Regions from separate parts of the Homo sapiens genome. Here region 2 is linked to region 1. A link is a contact called in ENCODE Hi-C or POLR2A ChIA-PET data. All regions are on one chromosome and are shown on one strand. The core of a region is the stretch at or near the end of the contact, and the rest is flanking DNA. Distances in the headings are between cores, read along the strand shown.

Region 1 (6,183 bases), core at 3,499-5,998:
AGAAGCCTGTGAACCAGAGGGCCTGCTGTGTGCCTGCTTCTTACTTCATCTCAGTCCCAGAGGCACGGTCAGCCTGGCTTCTATGCCTCTGTGTGCTGCTTCCCCAGCGGATGGCTGCCTACCTCTCAAAGGAGCCTTCAGGGGCCCCTACAGTACCATTTTCAAACACCAGTTAGTCAATATTTTAAGCTGGGGGGTCCCAAATTGGTGGAAATCTGTCTGGCTGTCTTCCCCTGATGCGATAAGAAGCAGGAAAACAAACAAACAGAAACAACAACAACAAAAAAAACAGAAATGTAATTTTATTTCTATAGATGACAAACATTGTCAGAAATGGTTCTTTTCTTCTTTGTTTTGGATTCAATAAAGAGTGGGGGAATATCGGAAATGAAGGCCCTGAGAGATGAGCCAAATCATCCAAATGTATATGAGCAAGGTATGGGTGAGTCTGTCACTTCAGGGGCCTGTGGGAACTGAGCTGGATGAATGCAGAGCGAAGAGTCAGAAATCCCACAGCTGCCAGTGATGAACTGTTAGCTGTCCTTGGACTGTGTCGGCGCATCTAGCTCCACCATCAAACAGGGTCACAACTTGCTCCATTAATGACCAGTTCACAGTGCGCATCTGTTTCAGGCAAGGTGTGCTCGTTACCTTAACAGAAGGTTTACCTTGTAAACGTTTCTCACAAGGAAAAACAAACGACCAAATAACCTCATATTTTTGTGATGAGTAGATTTTTTTGGATCATCAGCCCTGCCCTTTCTCCATTACCAAGTTCACGGCAAGGCTGACATTCCAGGGCAAACACCCGCCTTCTTGGCGCCCACGAGCAGCGGACTCCTCATTCTGCTTTAGTTTACTGCTTCCGCATTAACTCGTCCACTGGCTCCCTTATTCATTTGTTCAACAGACAATTATTATCTACTGTGTTGGCAACAGTGCTGGGCACTGGGTCTTCCTGTTCTTAGCTATGTAGAATTCAGAGAAGAACACAGTGCATAGATTGCCTAGGAGTGGAGAAAAGCTTGATGTGGCAACTTCCAGATCCTATCATAGGAGATGGAGCCGCATGTCCCTCCAAGATGCATATTCTGGGAGGTTTATTCCCAAATAAGAAGAGAGTGTGGGTGATGGGCAGCCACAAACATAGCAAATGTTCACTAAAGATAGTATCTTTACTATGACTGGTTCATCTGCATTCTCCTATTCCATGCCTGTTGCCTGTGAAGAGTCTGCAAAGGTTAGGTGCTCCTGCAGCTGACCTGGCCTTCTGCGTAGGGAGGAAGACAAGTTAGACTTCCAAACAAGGTGACATACAAGTGAGAACTCTGTTGGAGGCAGTTAGCAGAAACCCAATCCAAATTAGCTTAAGCAAAACAGAAATTTCATTTTAAGGATATGGGAGAGATTTGTCCATTACAGCTCAATAAAACTGGGGAAAAAAAAGAATATGGGGGAGGAGCATGTCTCATGGAATCCAGTGGAATCCATGCTTGGACTTTGGGAATGACACAAATCCAAAAACATGAATGTTGTCAGGACTCTGCTGCCAATATTCATATAATTAATAATATTTGTGGAGCATTTATTATGTCCTAGGCATGCTTTCTGCTTAGGTTCATTGCATTTTATTTATTTATTTATTTTTACAACAACTCTGTAAAATCTGAACTAAAATTATTCCATTTTTCAGAGGTGGAAGCCTGGGGAAGTAAAGGCATGTGTCCAATGTCACACAGCTATTGTAGTAAGAGAGCGAGTGTGAATCCATAGCCTGTACTGGTGACCCTAACCACATTGTTGTCCCCTGCCTTGGTGCAGACTGCCATCCTCTGTCCCTCAGCTCAACACACCCCAAGTTTCACACATGCCATCCATCAGTCTATGGAGACACCACACTTCTCTGTGTCTCCAGTCATCTCTCAAAGAAAGGACTATGATTGGCCAGGTTGGATGAGGTCCCAGGGGTATCACCCAGAGGAGCTCGGCCATACCAACTAGAAGAAATGGTTGAGAGTAAGGGCTTCAGGGGCAAGGCGACCATTTTCAGGAACTGAGTGTTTCTGAGCAGCCAAACAATGGTTAACTACAAATTTCACCTTTCCCTCCTGCATGACTTTTCATTTTTGCTTTACTTTCCAGCAATTTAGAAATAAATTTAATTTTCAAAGGCACTGACTCATTCCATGTGTCTGGGAGCATCTAGTTCTCTGCTCTATTTTACAGAGCTTTCCTCTTCTTTTACTATTTTTTTCAATCATTAAAAAAAATTTAATTCTCCTGTTTTATACTGTGCTTGATTTTTTTGTAAGCTGTCTTAGCTTACAAAAACATTTATGGAAATATGTGAGGGATAAATTATGGATTAAAAAAGAAAAAAGACTTCAGAGTTATGCTATCAACATGGCAGCTACTAGCCACTTATGACTATTTAAACTTAAATTAATTAAAATTAAATAAAATAAAAAATGTAGTTCCTCATTCACACTGACCATATTTTAAATGCTCAACAGCACATTATAGTTCTATATTATAGAATATTTCCATAATTGCTGAAAGTTCTGCTAGACAGTGCTGCTACACAGGGTTCCAACAATGGTGTGCTGTCTCTGAAATAATGAGCTCCCTAAAGGAAGTGGCCCGGTGACCTGCATTCACCCTCCAGATCTCAGGGGTTGTGAGTCCCAGCTTTCTTTCCCACCATTATGCTTCCTGTTGATTGCTTCCTGACTCACTTCCCTATTCATTTTCTCAAAGCCAACATTTACATCACATAAACTTAAGTTATTCCTTTTCAGTAGCAGAAAAAACATATAATTGTAATAAACATTTTTGGGGGGTGGAAGGGATATTTATTACTGATACTAAAAATTTAATGCCTTTGCTTAATTAGAGGTGGGACTGAAGGAATGCATGAACCGAAAATGCTGGCTAACAAAACAAAGTGTTTATACATGGAAATGCTTCAAGAGCCCCAAAACAGAGCTCCCATGTTCTCCATGGTGGGAAAGTTTCCATCTTTCCTCTTTTTGTAACTGTCCAGAAAAGACAGAATGTTTTTGATCAAAGTGGCTTTGAATCTTTAGCATTACGTTGTCCCATTAGAACAGAACTTTTTCCCATGCAGTGCCAATCCACACATTTAGTTTCTGCAGCTCCTTAGTTTTATTGGGAATGGGGGTGGGGATGGTGGCACCATCTTGTTTGAAAGGGTTTACAGCTGATACTACCGTTTACAGTAAATTCCTAGAGTGGGAGGAGGAAGTGGCACATTTTTGGAGCAGCTAGGTGGCTGGAAGAGATTCTCCTCCCCCAAGACTGGTCAGAGGTCCTGTGAGAATGGGAGCTGCTCACCTCTCCTTGGCAGTGTGCTGGGCTGGGGAGGTGCCAAGATATCCCTAGCAGCGACTCCAGCCAGGGAGATTGGTCCCTAGATGCAGCATCTTCCAGTGCACCAATGTTCTCATGACCCAAGGCTGGTACTGAAATAGCAGGATTGTCAAACCTGAAGGAACCATTGCCTGTGGGCTGCAGGGACCTGGAACCCTGACCCAAACCAGGATGGAGGAGGTGCCCAATAATGATTATGATTCAGCTGTCCAACAGCTCAATAAAAGGGGGACTTGGAGTTACATGCGACTTGATTTAAGGGATTCTAAAAATATATTTATTGTGAACCTGAGTTTAAGAACTGATATTCTTGCTTACTGAAGGTGGACATACTAACTTTGGACATAAAACCTGAGGGGCAGGTAAGGGCAGTGTCTGTGTGCCTGGCATGCACAGGACACAGATGGCATTCTGAAAGCCATCATCCAGGACTGAAGAGTTGCTTTCCACACTCTGAAACTGTGACACGAGATTCACTTTGGAGAGTCTTTTGTGGATGAGCCTCATCAATTAACAGTCCTAGTGTGTGTAAGCGTGAGCTCAGTTTTGTTCTGTCAAGTCTTAAGACAGCATTTGATTTAGCAGTTGATTCAATTACATTACATGTGGATTTGGAAAAGTGGTGTGTGTGTGTGTGTGTGTGTGTGTGTGTGTGTGTGTGTATTTCTTTTAAACAATGATGTAACCTTTCTGAATTCAGGTGGAAACTGTCTTGATTGACCTCCGCGTACCAGGACAGATTAATTAACTCTTAGTTTCTTTCGTGGAACATACGAACACACCCTGAGCTCACTGAGAGCTCACAGCTGGTAGGAGAGGAGGCTCCTCTTTAGTAGGCCCAGTGTGTTGTTTGCCTCTTTCCTAATCTGTTCATTCCACTTAATTGTATCCCGATAACGACACAATTTGAGCAAATATTAATTTGAGCAAATATTACTAAAACTGATGATACACAGATACATGAAGAAAGATATTTCCAATGGAAAGAAAAAGCAAAATGCTTGGGAAAGATTCAACAGGAAAAGCTGCTTTAAATGTGTTGTTGAATTATATTTGATGGTTATGAGTACAGAATCTAAGATTCTTTAGTCAAGATGTTTTACACTGTCTCTAAATTCTCATTTCACAAAGGAAACTCAAATGAGACAACATGGAGGATGCATTATATGTGTGGCTCATAAAGAGAGGGAACAATACAGCACTCTAATCAGCACATCTATATTCAAAGAAAGGCATTGGCTAAATAAAAACACTGGTGAGTAAATAGACAACTCAGTTCCCTGCTAAAATAAAATGTTTGTATAGGCAGGACTCCTGCGAGAGCCCCTTTGACTGCCCGTTGAGCGCCCTCTGCTGGCCCGGAGGGAAGGGTGCCACGGAGGGGACGGCGTCAGGGCCCCACCCACGGTTTAGTTTCAGATCAGCGCTTTTCAGTTCCAAGATACAGATTCCGGTTCCAATGAATGCTGGTTGAAAATACGGCCGTGGTTTTAAATATCATGAAACTATTTTACGTCCGTAGTACTTTCATCTATTTTTATAAGAATGTTTTGTAACTGAGAAACCTAAAGAGATGATGAATTTCCCCCACCGCCCCCGACTATTTTGCCTTTCAGTGACGCGGTAATATTTTACGATAGGTGCCGATTCAAATCAGTGGCTTTCAGAAAGTACAGCTGCTATTCTTTGGTGCCGCTATTCAGAATGACAATGTGAAATAAAAATGATTCTGACTATGGGAAGGTCTGATCTTCCTATGAATGAAAACAATCATGTGGGCCACAGAGAGCTCTCTCTTTCCAGCTATCGAGGGACTTTTTGCAGAGAGAGAAAAGGATCCTAAAGCCATGTTCCCGATACTGCAGACTTGGCGAGATGGCGGCGGGCTCCTCCCACCTCTGCGGCAGCGTCACAATCAATAATGCAGGGCTCTGCGGCAGAGGAAGCGCCTGCTTTTATATAGGGGCGCCCGGACCCCAGAGCAGGGCTAGTCCCTTAACCCATTCCGCCATCTAGCGTCCGCAGGGGCTCATGGCAGGTTGGAGCCGGACAGTCTGGAAACTGCAATCTAGATTTTGCAGAAGGGTGACCTTTAGCCTTCTGCAAAACCTAGATCTCACTTAATGTAGATCTCACTGAAGAAGGCAAATAAAAAGTGAGTGGAGTGTTTATTCATTTTCCTGTAAGATTAGTAACTTTAAGGCTAAAAACTCTAAAGTAAGTATTTCCCAAGCCCCTGCTGTAAGTCAGTCATGTTGTGGGTACCAAGGCTATGAAGATGTCTCAGTCTCTATTTTCAGTGACCCAGTCTAGTAGGGACAAGCCATATGAACATATGCCCAGTTAAATTTGAATTTCAGGTTAACACGGAATTTGTGTGTGTGTGTGTCCCATATATGCTAAAGCAGTTAACTGGGCATCTATTATTATCATTATTTTTATAAGCAAAATCTTGCAACCGTGCATATAAACAGATGATTGCAGTATGGGCTTTACAAGGGCAGGGTGGCACGCTAATTGCTTGAGGAGCTTTGCTGTGGGTGCTGGTTAGGAAGCGTTCTCAGGGGAGAAGTCGCTTGTGCAAACTGCTTATCAGATAAAGCAGTGGGCAGGGTTGTCCTGGTAGAATCGCATAAGCAAAAGCAAGAGGCTGGGGGACTCGCAGTACAGCAGGTCTGTGCTACCTGAGCTGGCAGGTGAGGCAAGGATAGTGCAGGGGTGAGGTTGCTTCATCGTGGAAGGCCTTCTACTGTGCTTCCCAGGAGCTGGGTTCTATTCCAGGGGGAGTGAAAA
Region 2 (6,487 bases), core at 164-2,663, 200 kb before region 1:
TGTGCTTATGCTATTCTTCCCTTCCTCTTCTTCACTCTCTCCCTCACCTCCCTTAAGCAACCAGTACACGCATTTGCGCGGTACACCCCAAAGCCAATGTCCCCCTATTCACACTGGAGACACATCCTCATGTCACCCCAGCAACCAGCACTGTGAGGCCTTTGGATACCCCATGTAAACACTGCTGGCCTCTGACCCCGGAAATCTTATTCTTCCCACAAAAGAAAAAACTTGTATGAATTAATTTTCCCACCTCTTAACCAGCTGCATAGAAATCATGCGGACATGGCTTTAAAGCTGGATTCCTGATGCGGCCTCAAATTTCTAACCCTCGATTACTTAGAATTAGATTTTCCCCCCACAAGACAATTATCCCCACACTAAGAATCTAGGAGGTTTTTTATCATTTCTCTTGGGACTTATTAAAACCAAAGAAACACTGAAAAATGGAGCAACTTCCATGTACATTCTACATTAACAGACCAACACATTTCAAAGAACTCACTCACTCAGAGGAAAAGTAAACAATTCTAAGGCAGGAGGTAATTTTTCTTTTTACTTTTCTTTTTGAATGACAATTTTTGTTTCGGAAGGCCTCTGTGTCTATCAAATAGGCAGTAGTGTTTGTGGCCATATTTGTGGCCTGAACGCAGCTGTCTAAACCCTGCAAACAGTTGGAATGACACTGCAGGAATTCTCGGTCTCACTGAAACTGCAGAAATGGCAGGGGCCTCTCTCATGGCAGGCACTGAAATACCTTTAATCACACCAGACAAAGGCCATCCAGGATGCACGGAAACCAAACCTCTCTCCTCAGCCCTTTGAGAGTAGTTGAAGTGGATATTATTTTAATCAAATCCTTTTAAATCACTAAATAGGATGACTCCATTTAATTAGCTTTTTACACAAAAAGCACATTTTTGTTCTGATACAACTTGATTACATATTTTTCAATTTTTAAATGGGTATGGGTTTCACTTTTTAAAAATACACTTTATACACTTAAAGCAATGATATCTGGAACTGTAACCCTCAAGAATTCTAAAAGATTCTGTGGAAAAGAAAATATTTGCTTTAATGTTTCCCTTGTGCACTACTGCGTCCCCCTCTTTTATCTTTGAACTCTCTTTGCTTGCCCAGATTAGTTCAATTTTAAGAATGATCTGTTCATTTGTCTGCTTGAAACTTTGTACTTTTGGGGAGCAAGTCAAGGAATGATGGTCTTATCGCCACATAATGCTATTAACAAGCATGGTTTCCACTCATTCATGCCTGCTCAATTTTTTAAGAGGGCCTACTATGAGTTAGGCACTAGGCTTGGCACAGATAAGGATTCTGAGCTGATAAAGCCTGCAGTTCCACAGTGAACACTGCTGTCAGACAGTCACTGCACAGATAACTATGCAACCACAATGACAGCTTTGAAGCGGCCGTGGCGATAGGGCAACCCCATCCAGCCTGGGCCTTTAGGGGAGTGTCAAGGAAGAGCTCTCTAAAAAGTAACAAATGCCGCTTTCTTAGAACTTACGAAACTTAAAAAAAAATAAGGCACACAAACATATTGTCTCAAATATTATATAAACTCCAAAGTAAGGTGGGGTATGGGAAGGGGAAAGCTCTGAGCCCAGACAGATCTGAGTAGAATCCTTACTATAACTACAGCACCTTGAGCCTCTCATAGCTCCCTCACAGGACTGCTGTCACAGTGAAGTGTAACATAGATGATATAAAGCACTCTGCATAGCAGAAGTTCAATAAACCATAGATATTAATTAATACAGAATTTATGCTAACTTGTCTTTGAGCTTTAGCATGTCAAAATAAAGCTAATTTTCCACTTCTGTCTTTACAAAAACGTTCAACTAAAAGAGGAAACTTAAAAATCCACATGAAGAACAAACACTGTAACTTTGGCAATTTTTCTCCACTGGAGTTGGCCAACAGGTATCATTTACTTATACAACAGATGCACATCCTATATTAGATTCTTCTGGATAGGTAAACACAGACAAAAAGAAAAGTTGATAGATCCGTGTTCAACAGTGTTCTACCAGCAACAGAAAAAGGTTCTGAAAGTGGAACTTCTAGAATAGAGCTTTTAAAACAGCAAACTCCCCTAAGGCAATGATTGTTTTTCAGGTCATCAACTACTTGACTGAGGAGAGGGTGCAGGCAGAGCCTTTCAGAGGTGCCTCAGACTCACTCCATCCAAGCAGCATTTCTACCCGTTTAGCTTCTCTTAATCTGGATTCCCTGTGCACTTACAGACATCCACACCACGGGTCAGTCACCCGTGTTCACTCTTTTGTTAGACACTCATTGCTCCTTCAGTCCCAATCCATAACTGGTCTTACCTGGCATTCTTTAGACTGGTGGCCAACAGCCCTTTTTCCATTTTAATTCAAGACCCAAGTCAGAAAACAAAAACAAAAACAAAATGTATTTGGTTTGTGTTTTTCAATTTAAAAGCGAGTAATTTTACTTGGTCCTGTGAAAGGGACCACTTTACTGATAAGAAAAATGAAACTTGGGGAGGAGAAATGATTTTTCTAAGGTCTAACAGGAAGTTAACAGCAGAAGTGAAGCAAAATTGAACACATTCCATTCAGTGCCCCCCACACCCCACTAACTGAGCCCTGCTGTTTGCCCGGCATGGGGCCAGGACTGGGAACCCAGATGAATGGACTTCCCCCTCCTGTGGCTGCAGGATTCACTGCCTGAGTTGGACAGGGGAGGGCAAGTCCTGCAGTCTGGGGCAAATGCCAGGCATTTCTTTGGGCTCCAAGGCACAATACTGCCCTGAGGGGGCTCCTGGCACCCATAGGCTCTTGCCTGCTGTGGACCTGGCCTAGTCCAGAAGGGTCACAGTATACTGACCTCCCATAGGCGACAGTCTTTGCCAATCCCTGGCTTCCACAGCCAAAACCTGAGTGCATGCGGATTCTAAAAAGGCTCCTTCTGCCTTGTCCTAACTAGAGCTGTGTTATTTCCCCAAGTTGCCCTGGTTTGTATGAGCTGAAAAGCCCGTGACTAGCAGTAGATCACAGGCCATCCTGCAGAAGCTAGGTGCCTGCATGGGGTCAAAGGTCAGGAGTTACTCACAATTGTTCTGGAACAATGTTTCAGATAGTATACTTCCCTAACTTAGAGACAAACGAGCTGCATTCAGAATGGCTCTAGTTCAGAAAGAAAAGCCTCTCTTGCACTCAAATCAAGATGAGAAATAACCCCAAGTCATTCTCAGATGATGAAGGGGCAGCCCCCAAGTGGCCAGGGAATTGAGGAACATAACTCAGAACAGCTGAAAAGTTACACCCAAGGCAATGTGGTTGGGCAGAGTAGTGGGGGCCGAAAAGGACGCCTGGGTGGCTAGCGAGAGCTGCGACGTCCAGCCTTTCAGTGGGGGAACTCAAGGCACCTGGGGAGGCAGAGAGACGTACAGGCAGAGAAGGCTCAGCAAACATTCAGAGAAAGAATGCATTCACAGCTCCTCACACCCACTCCATCATGGAGTTTTTCTGGATAGCTCAGCCCTCAGTCAGAGCTTCCAAGCCCCTTCTGCACAGCTCTCAGATTGTACCATCATTACCTGAGTACTTGTCAGTCACATTCACTTTTGTCTCAAGAGAGTCCAGCATGATGTCTAACACCCAGTAGGAACCAAAAAAATGTTACATTAATGAAAGAATGACCTGCTACACAGTGGCTGCAATTCAAAGATACGGCTCAGGCAGAGGTGAGCAGCAGCCATCTGAGAGTGGAGGAAAAACAACAATGAATGGACTGAAAACGACCTCCTTGACCAGCCTGAGGATAGGCGCTCCCCATTCCTCCCCAGCCTGAAGGCTCCTCAGCCATGGGACAGCTGTTCCATTCTATTTCTGGGGTGGGAGCCATAACTTATAGTCAAAACATATGTTCCCATAAATTACCAGAATTGAGTGTTACAACTAAGGGAAGGGAGAAAATAGTGGGTCCACCAAAGGAGGTAAGGTTTTCTTTCTATTTCACAAACCAGTTCCTTCTCCAACTCGACCTCTCTCTTAGAAATCTATGGACTCAGAATTACAATCCCAAATTAAAAGTGGACTTCATCCTAGGTTCCAACAGGAAGCCCTTTATAATTCACAAGGCACTTGCTCTCAGTGCAAAACTTGCCAACTTACTTTTTCCACGTTTAGATCAGCATCCTGCTTCTTCAAAAAAACTGTAGAAGAAGAAAAAAAAAAGTGAGACATCAAAAGAGAACCAAGTACTCTCTGCCTACAAACCACCCACAAAGCACCACCATAGAATTTCCATTTGTTGCAGACAATCAATTTGCCCACAAATTTTTTATCATTCACACAATTGTTGCTAAGTCACAGTTGCCACAAACACCTGTCTGAAACTGCAAAGACCTGGCCTTGTACCACCAAAGGAAGCCAGCATGAGATTTTAACTTTCTGGAATCAGGAAAGATAAGGATAGAGGCCTTGTGTGTACACACACACATACACACACACACACAAACACAAACACAAACACACTTCCCTTTTTCAGAGTCTCTACAAGTCATCAATGGTTGGGGCACAATTAAAACTGAGTCTTCCAAGGTCTTACTCAATTTACCTCTTGGATTAAAACACCCCCAGCACCCAGCCCATACCTTCCCCACTTCCTATCTGACTGTGGGTGGGCCCCGCTGTCAAAAAAAGCATTTTGGGGATGGCCCCTGGTTCCCAGCAGCTGGGGTTCCCCTCTGCAGGAGGTTTGCCAACCCAGCAGCCTGCATCATCTTGTCCATGGAACTCCAGCCCCGGGACTACCTTAGAACCTTGTGCCAAGCCCCTGGCGAGGCTGAGTGCTGGTTCTGATGACACCCATGCATGCTTCACATTAATCTTTAAAGTGCCAGGAGCAGGATGGCAGCTTTCCAGTTTGCTCACACGCTGTGCCTACAACTGGCCAATATTATGGTACTTCATTTATTATCTGCAATTTTAGCTGTTTGAATAAAGCTGCAGTTTTAATAAAGTGTCTAAAGAGAACAATAAAAATAGTTGAATGGAATTATGTTTACAACAATATGTTAGGGCAGAGAGCTTTGAGTTAAGAAATATGAAAAAAGGCAGGAACAATTTTTCCTATCTTGTAGAGACTCTTAAGCTTTTCAATGTGACTCTTAGTATCTTTCTTCCTGATCCACGATTTAAAACACCCCCATGATAAGTTATTATTCCCATCAAAACCATCCCCCACCACACACACACACAAGAATTTTTGCACTGTTTGGAAAGATGTATAATTAACAGTAACATCTTTGTTTTGTTTAATCAAAGATGACTCGGAATGAAGGAAAGAAAAAATGACCATGAGGAAGAGAATTTGAAACTCATATATTGTTCTCTGCAGATGGGCATTCAAATCATGAACTCACTGGAGATGAGCAAGAGAACCACCATGGAGGTGAGAGAGAATGTGCTAATAAGCATGCCATTGCAGCTCATGCCTTAGCAACCCATATCATCTCACCTCTTCCTGGGTTCTGAGACATGCTGTCCTGTCCTACGGAGAAACCGCCAGGCAATAGATGCCTTTTCTTTTGGCTAACCCACTAGGGATCTAGACACTGCTAAGCTGTAAAAAATGAGAATTATTTGTCCAGAAATTTTAACTTGCTTCCCTATAATCAGAAGAGAATAAATCAATACTATGAGAACTCTTCACAAAAGGGAACATGTATAGAGTGGAACTTTGCCTTCTATTCTTGAACACTTCTGCAGAGGCTCAGAAAAGTTGTTGCTCTGATTCACAGGTCACAATAAGGAGATTTCTATTTACAAGGTGGAAGACTTTTTCATCAGCCTTAGAAAGAGCACTTGGAGAATCATTACCATTTCCAAAGTAGGGAAGAAACTTTAATACCCTTCTTTCAAGCATACTGTGTAATTCCAACAACATAGGATGCCCAATTCACAAGATTCTGAAAGAATGAGCCTTCACGCTACAGCACTTTAGCAACCAGTACCAATAGGAAAACGGAAAACCCATTTGAAGCTGCTGACTCACTACTGCATAAGGAGTGTTATCCATCCATACATATATACGGCATCATCCAATTTCTTTTTCAGGCTTACGAAACAGATGGAGTTAACTAACAAAAACAATATATACACCCATCATTCTGCAGCCATAAACCAAAAGGAGGACACCACAGCTTTAACTCTGAGGACTCTAAGCAAGATACTGAAATATTTTTAGAGAGCGGCTCCACTGTTTCCAAGATGATAAGGATGGACGCAAAATAGAATTGCTATCTAGAATAAAGAGTGGCATTTGCTTTTAAAACCACGTATATCTTTCTTAAGGCTGTCTTTCTGAAAAGTTGAGAAAAAGTAAATGTTTATTCACAAATGTTTAAGTGAAATAGAGATACTTTTTATTTCAAAGATTCATATTTTCTTAAAAATCATTTTTTAAAAATTGACCAATTATCTTCCTAATT

Evidence for each region. A loop is a pair of places that touch in the nucleus more often than their neighbours do. ChIA-PET counts read pairs that join two places held with the same protein, here RNA polymerase II (POLR2A). Pooled maps may share reads with other maps.
Region 2: a map of naive thymus-derived CD4-positive, alpha-beta T cell shows a loop between it and region 1 (3-fold over the local background). The contact joins two enhancer-like sites. A Hi-C loop is called at or near these places in 2 of 168 maps with a recorded cell type or tissue (both naive thymus-derived CD4-positive, alpha-beta T cell) and 14 of 50 pooled maps. POLR2A ChIA-PET finds 5 or more read pairs at or near these places in 6 of 52 experiments (AG04450, T-cell, activated CD4-positive, alpha-beta T cell and 2 more).

The regions. Positions count from the first base shown.
Region 1 is chr6:112,038,448-112,044,630 of GRCh38, forward strand. No RefSeq gene overlaps it. Among named protein-coding and RNA genes, the nearest start is that of CCN6, 13 kb to the right of the region's middle. RefSeq lists a silencer at 5,318-5,417. Within about 2 kb of position 4,749, at least 40 of the 41 ENCODE cell types and tissues checked have a DNase peak (open chromatin) inside an H3K27ac peak, as active enhancers do.
Region 2 is chr6:111,842,423-111,848,909 of GRCh38, forward strand. FYN (FYN proto-oncogene, Src family tyrosine kinase) reads right to left here. Exons shown (of 14, transcript NM_002037.5): 2 at 4,167-4,207. Among named protein-coding and RNA genes, the nearest start is that of FYN, 28 kb to the right of the region's middle. RefSeq lists an enhancer at 479-588. Within about 2 kb of position 1,414, at least 10 of the 41 ENCODE cell types and tissues checked have a DNase peak (open chromatin) inside an H3K27ac peak, as active enhancers do.